Linked DNA regions of Homo sapiens: region 2 is linked to region 1. A link is a contact called in ENCODE Hi-C or POLR2A ChIA-PET data. All regions are on one chromosome and are shown on one strand. Each heading gives the region's core, a stretch centred on a gene start or an enhancer-like site at or near the end of the contact. The rest is flanking DNA. Distances are from core to core; before and after follow the strand shown. Region 1 has its middle 40 kb from the start of DHRS7. Region 2 holds the start of SIX6 (SIX homeobox 6).

Region 1 (3,575 bases), core at 453-2,952:
TTACTAAAAGTTGTAAATTCATTAAAAGAGATATAGTATCTCATTTTAAGGGAACTGCATTCCTTCAAATATTAATCTAACTGAAATTTCTTATTTTATTTTGGTCATTTAGTATCTTTTGGGAATTTACCTTTCATGTCCTTTACCCATTTCTCTGTTTCAGTGGGCATCATATTTTCTAACTGATTTATAAATGAGCTTTATCAAGTAATGCTCTTGACCCCATATTCAACTTTTCCCCCGTTCTTTAATTTTTTAATATACAGAATTTTAATAATTGTACATATTAAAGTCTATTTAGCTGTTTCTTTATGGCTTCTCCTTTATTTTTAAGTGAAGTCTTTCCTTTCCTTGATAGCTGATTATAGTTATCTTTATACTCTATCCTTACTTTTCATCCTTTCATATTTTTATTTTGTTTTTACATTTAACCTTTATCCGCCTGTAACTTAGTTTGGTATAAATTATAAAAAACAGATTTGATGACTTTTCCAAATGTCTCACCATTTGTCTTACTACTATTTATTGGGTGGCTCAATTTTTCTTCCCAAATTTCAAATGTCAATCTTGCTAGTACTAAATTCATGTGTGTGTTTGGGGTTGCTTTTAGAGGTTTCTATTCTGTTCCATTGTTCTGTTTACTGTTACTACAGTCTCATTTTATTTCACTGATTGTACTGATAGGTGGTATAAAAGATAGTAATGCCTGGAAATGCAAGTCTTCATTTTATCATTGTTCTTTTTAAGTTTTCCTGACTATTCTCACTGGTATGTTTAACATATTTTTTGCTGACTTGAGCATCCAACAAAATATATATGTAGCTGTGACCTATACTTTCATTTCATCAACTGCTAATTGCACAAGGGACATCTATCGGGTGTTTACTTTGTGCCAGGCTCTGTTCTAAATGTTTTATATGCATCAACTCATTCAATGCTAGCAGCAACCCTGTAAGATCGATACCTTTATTGCTCATGTTTTATGAAAGAGGAAACGCAAGCATGGAGAGGCAAGGTTAATTTGCCCAAGGTCACACAGCTGGCGTGTGGCTAAACTAGCCGTTGCATGTAAATAAGACTGCCTGCCCACTCAACCCAGGCAATCTGATTTCAGAGCTCACTGCCTCTCAAACAGTATGGCAGGGGTTAATACTATCTTGATTCTTTGCTTTAAACTGGAGATACTGTAATTTAATAATCGTTTGATATGCCAAAATGACTACAAACACTGTTCAAATCAGCGTTTTACACACATTCTATAGCAATGTAATACTTTTCCTCTTTAAAGTATTGAAGGATGAAATTTTCTTCAAATTATACAATACTACTTAAAGTGTTAAATTCCAATAAAGGAGAAAAAAAAGGCAGCAAACTATTGCCAGAAGAGCCCTGGATTGAGCAACAGGGAAACAAAAGTTCTAGTCCTTGTTGTGTTGCTAATTAGCTTCCTGCCTCCACCCCCACACGGACACATACACCCACCCAAAATATTGTCCTTATTAGTCTGTAACCCTGGCTAAATTACAATATTACAGATTCATTCCTTCAGGTTAACTCTCTTTCTGAGATGTGACTAGCCCTGGTGACGTACTACTTGTCAGAGTATTGATTATTTGCCCTGTTTTGAGATTTTAATTCCTCTTAATCAGGAACATTGCCCTGACAAGATAGGAGTTGTCATGGTTCAACAGGGAGCCAGGAATAGAAAGCAATGTTATTCTGGAGGCTGAAAGGCTGTGAGAGGTATGTGTGGTGAGGGACCACAGCTGACAGAAACAGGCTATGGGGAGTAGCTTGGGTATCTCAGGTGACAGAGAGTGGTGAGAGGGGAAGCTGAGAGGAGGAAGATGGTCCTGTGGAGGGAATGTGGGTAGAGCCTCCTCTACTTGAAGTTTTCCCAGCGCTGGTGCTGGGCGCAGCCAAGGATTCTAAAAGAAGGCCTTCCTCTGGGGATCAGGAAGGGAGAGGGAATATGAAAAGAGTCTGCCCTCTTGACATTGACCCAGAGTCTCCACGAGTCATTGGAAAAGATGCATGAGAAGCTGCATCTAAGGGCATGCAAACATATACACACAACACCATAAAAGGAGAAAGCTTTTTAGGCTTTCTTCAACTCATCAGGCTTGTGAATTTCTTTAATAAAAATCTCGGAACATCATGGCTCTACCAAACCTTTGCCTATTCGTCATTGCCACAGTGATACTGACTTTTGAATTCCAGTACCAGGGGAAAAAGATGTGTGTGTGGTGGGGGGAGGAGGGAAATAGTATCACCTTTTATGTAAATTCTTACTTGCTCATACAAATACTTTCTTTTTTTTTGTTTTATGGGGGTGTGGGTGGAAAAGTTTCAGTGTTTTTGCTGATTATAGAAGCAGTGAATGCTTACTCTAAAAAAAAAAATCAATGACACAAAGAAGAGAAATTCTGTCACCCTACCACATTGTAGTGTGTCTCTTCCAGATTTTTTTTCAAATTGGATCACACTGTTCTGCAATTGGCATTTTAACTTAACATATACAATAACTGTAGCATTCCATCTCATCTATTACTGTCCATAGTATTCCATTATATGTATGTACCATAATTTATTCAACAAACCAAGCTGATAAACATTTAGGTCATGATAATTTTTTATTATATATCATCCTTGTATTAATTGTTCCCAATGTATCATAATTTCCTAAGGGAAGAGGAACTAAATGACACATGTATAAAATTTTACTATACATTTTCCTATTTCTACAGTTTGTTTATATCTTTTTTCATGTCTTTTGCTGGTATCCAGCTCTTTTGTAGAAACCTCTTAAATTTGTCCTTTGTTCTTTGTTCCACTTCACAATTGGTAGAACACGGGTCAATAGGGAGCTCAAAGGTTCTCAAATTTGGGGCATCGTGTAATCTTTAGATCTTAAAGAAATCTTTCTAGGAGTAGCAGACATCAAGCTACTGGCAAATGAAAATTCTATGTGAAAAGACTACCTCAACAAAGGAGTGAAGTTCTATGTCCTCGGTGTTCTGTCATATAATTACATTTTCATTATGATTGTTCTGGTAAAAATGAGTCAGGGAGAAAAGTGTACCGTTTTAGGCTTGATTACCTAGGATCACATGAGAGTACCTGGGAAGGAGTTGCTGAGACCAATGACTACCCTTTGAACCAAACAATATATATGAAGATCAAAGTTTGGGTGTAATCTCTTCCGGGGCCACTTGGCTGCATTTTTCTTCCTCAGCACATATTGTTCCCTGCCAGAATTAATACATGAGAGCTGAGATTATAAGAAGCCCAACCAAGACCACGTGCATGACATCAGGGCAGATCTATTGGCACCAGTCAAAGAGCAGAGCACAACGTCCGAGCAGATTAGAACACATTACACTTAGTTCGTAGACTGCAGGCTGCACTGAGAATCGGGCCATAGTGACTATTGGAAGATCAATAGGAGAAGAAATAAAAAGAAAGAAAGAAATAGAAAATGTGCCGAGTCAGGGCAGGAGGGTCTTTCAAATCTCCCAAACTGGGGTCATGGTCATCCATGACAAGGTTGGGGTGTCGCTGCTGAAGAAAGCACA
Region 2 (3,575 bases), core at 774-3,273, 300 kb after region 1:
TTCTGCGCGCTAAGGGTGAGCGCCAAGCAATTTCGCGAGCAATAGCCGGCAAAGTAACCACCCCGAGAGGGAAAATAAACCTCTGCAAACTGGAGCAAGGGGGTGCTTTCCTCCCCTGGCCAGAAGCTCCGGGATCGCAGCCCTCCCGGGTCCGGCTTCATCCCTGCCCGGCCACCGAGGCCCTCTTTTTCTGCACCGCGGATTCTCCTCCGCCTGCGTGTTCGGGGCCCTTGTATCCGATGTTTCTTTCTAAAAGTTGTCCTTCCGGCTGATTCGGAAGTCGCTCCAAGGGAAAGAAGGTTTATGCTTTGTCATTATCTTCATCGCCCTCTTTATTTTGCCCCTGCCTTGTCGTATTTCAAGAAAATGAACTCTTAGAAAAGAAAGCCTCTCCGTTGAGGCGGTTGGCAATCTCACAGAAATGATGTAAATGGTTTCAGGGCTTTTTTCTTCCCCTCTGCTATTTTTTTCGAGTGAACTGTGAAGATCTGTGAAAATAATATCAGGGTTTTCCGTCAGAACGAGCTTTGCCCTGCACTCAGGCGTGGCGTGATCTGACCCGACACCTCCAACCATCTGTGCTATCTATCTGCCTTCTGATTTACCAGATCTGTACAAGCCGCATACAAATTGTACTTGATACTAAAGAAAAGACAGTCGGGTCCAGTCCAGTTCGGCTGTGAACGTTCTCACCTGATTTCTGTCTAGGGATGGACCTCCCCAAAACGGTTTTCCTGGCGTTTTTGTTATACAGCCCCCTACCAGTTATTTTCTTCAAACTAAACAAACCCCTACCACAGGCCCAGATGAGATCATGGTTTCTTTGACCCAGGCCTCAGAAAATGGTATGATGTGGACTGCCAATTGGGAATCAATAAAAGTTGCCAATTCACTCCACTAGCCCAAAGTCAGAGCCACCAAGCCACTCCTTCCTCACTACAGGAGGGGTCAATAATCAGCGGCTTAGGAAGTGCTTTCTGGGCCCCCGCATTGTCGTGGATGCCCTTCTGTATTGTATTTTTACTGAATTGTTTTTGAGCTAAAATGCCAAGGTTAGAGTTGTTATCCCCAGCTCAAGAGGTATAAGTTCTAACACAAGGTAGGGGCAAAATAAGCCTACAAGGAAAGGAGTTAAGTCGATATTTTAAAAAAGATCTAGGAAATAAGCTTTTAAGTTGCTGTCCTGACCTACCAATGACTTCTCGGCTCTAGATGTGGCTATGCTGCACTTTGTTCAAGTCCATTAAACTGGGGGAGGGGGAGAAAGTATATTTCTCCCCCTTTATTTGGAGGTCCCTACAGCCCACCCTTCTTTTCTTAAAGTGTCTGACTTCGTGGTCTGCATCTGCGTTATCAGACGTGAACATGTCCTTGTTGGCATTTAAAATTATTTTAGTGGGCTTTGAAGGGAGTAAGGCTAGAGTTCAAACTGACCTCTTCTACAGATCCCTGGTCCTGTTCCTGCTGCTCCAGATTTGCTTCCCACTCAGCTGCTTTGGCAACTGGAAAGGGGAAGAGGGAGGCATGCAGAGATGGGTACTTGGGAAAAATGAGAAGATCGCTTCCCCCCACCGGCTTCCTGCTCCCACCGCAAGGTTTGCTGTTTCGTTACAACTAAACTTGCGAATTCTCGGAGCATTTCAGTTTGGCCCAGTCCTCTTTGTCCTCTGGAGACCTCTCGACCGAGACAACGCATCGCCCCAAAGTGAATTCCTGAATTCCTGTGGCATCACTGCCTATTTGGTGGGAAAAAGGGAGGGAGGGGTAGAGCGGGGTGGGGGAGGGAGGAGTAGTGAACGCTGCCGCACTCGCCTCTCTTTTTCTCCCAGACACTCGCATGTCTTTTCAACCTCCAGGTTCTGCAAAATACTGAAGAAAAGTCCAGGAGCTAACGGCGGGCGCTGTCGAGCACGGGGAGGTGCTGAAATAGTCCTGGCGTGCTGATTCAAGCTTTGATTGGCAGAGCCACCCGGTGACTGACAGGGGGTCTCCATGGCGCCCGCGCCGCCAATCCGCCCACCCCAATAGCGGAGCCAGCTCGCCTGCCGGCGTGCCTGAGCCGAGCCGAGCCCGAACCCCAAGCCGCGGAGCCAGCACCTCCTCCAGTCGGGGTCGTCCGCTCCCGGCCGTTGAGCCACCGCCGCCACCCGGTAGTGTGTCCCGCTGCCCCAATCCGCCTCATCAACAAGCGCCTGGCACACTCAGCCAGGCCCGCGGGCATCTGCTGCGTGTCCCGCTCCGGGCTCAGTGCCCTCGCCGCCGCCGGCACTGCCTCGATGTTCCAGCTGCCCATCTTGAATTTCAGCCCCCAGCAAGTGGCCGGGGTATGTGAGACCCTGGAAGAGAGCGGCGATGTGGAGCGCCTGGGTCGCTTCCTCTGGTCGCTGCCCGTGGCCCCTGCGGCCTGCGAGGCCCTCAACAAGAATGAGTCGGTGCTACGCGCACGAGCCATCGTGGCCTTTCACGGTGGCAACTACCGCGAGCTCTATCATATCCTGGAAAACCACAAGTTCACCAAGGAGTCGCACGCCAAGCTGCAGGCGCTGTGGCTTGAAGCACACTACCAGGAGGCTGAGAAGCTGCGTGGAAGACCCCTGGGACCTGTGGACAAGTACCGAGTAAGGAAGAAGTTCCCGCTGCCGCGCACCATTTGGGACGGCGAACAGAAGACACACTGCTTCAAGGAGCGCACGCGGCACCTGCTACGCGAGTGGTACCTGCAGGATCCATACCCTAACCCCAGCAAAAAACGTGAGCTCGCCCAGGCAACCGGACTGACCCCTACGCAGGTGGGCAACTGGTTCAAAAACCGCCGACAAAGGGACCGAGCGGCTGCAGCCAAGAACAGGTCGGTACCTAGAGGCCTCCGCGCTTTGAGCGCACCGGGGAGGAGGCGGGTGGAGGCACCTCTGGCGCCCTTACCCAGTCCCTGGCGACTCCAATTCAGCAGGAGTTGGGAGCGCGGTCTGTCTTGGGTTAAGAGCCCTGCGTTCTGGGCTCCTGGCCGGGAGTTCCCTTGCCGGCTCTGCTTCCCCACCCGCTGGCTCCCCACGCCTGCGGGCAGCTGCAGCAGCTGGTCCCGGTCACCAAACCAAGGCTTCACTGGGACGGAGAGGGGAAGAGAAATAAAAAATTAAAATCCTACAAACAGTTAGGGACCCCAAGACCCAAAGCTAATTCTTGTCAGCCTGGGCACAGGCTCCTACTATTAATCGAAGCCTGGCTTATTAGCAATGTGTCGGTTTCATGTTAATTATCATTTTCAAAGCCCAGGTATATCCCTCCCTAATGCTTTGAAAACAGTTTTCAATGGACTTTTGAGAAATGGGAAGTCGAGTTTTCCTCTTCCCATGCGCTGCCTGCCACTCTTGTCTCAAAACAGCAAACTAGTCCGTGGGCCGAGGCTTTTCGTTTCCCGGAGTGTGGATCTCGATTAGCCAAACATTTTGCGGAAGAGCCCGGCCTCATCCCCCAGGCCCAAATGCTCCTTACAATCCTTTTTGCCTTTAGGTCGGGCCGACCCGATCCAACGCGATCGCGGGAGCACTTGCTCAGGCGTAAGCCCCAGGCAGACG

What was found. Hi-C counts contacts between places; a loop is a spot of excess contacts on that map. ChIA-PET counts read pairs that join two places held with the same protein, here RNA polymerase II (POLR2A). Pooled maps may share reads with other maps.
Region 2: a map of breast epithelium shows a loop between it and region 1 (11-fold over the local background). The contact joins the promoter of SIX6 here to the enhancer-like site in region 1. A Hi-C loop is called at or near these places in 1 of 168 maps with a recorded cell type or tissue (breast epithelium) and 8 of 50 pooled maps. POLR2A ChIA-PET finds 5 or more read pairs at or near these places in 1 of 52 experiments (WTC11).

What each region holds. Positions count from the first base shown.
Region 1 is chr14:60,203,263-60,206,837 of GRCh38, forward strand. No RefSeq gene overlaps it. Among named protein-coding and RNA genes, the nearest start is that of DHRS7, 40 kb to the left of the region's middle. Within about 2 kb of position 1,703, at least 2 of the 41 ENCODE cell types and tissues checked have a DNase peak (open chromatin) inside an H3K27ac peak, as active enhancers do.
Region 2 is chr14:60,507,123-60,510,697 of GRCh38, forward strand. It overlaps SIX6 (SIX homeobox 6), which reads left to right and starts at 2,024. Exons shown (of 2, transcript NM_007374.3): 1 at 2,024-2,848. The coding sequence starts at 2,277. It also overlaps a transcript of C14orf39 not described here.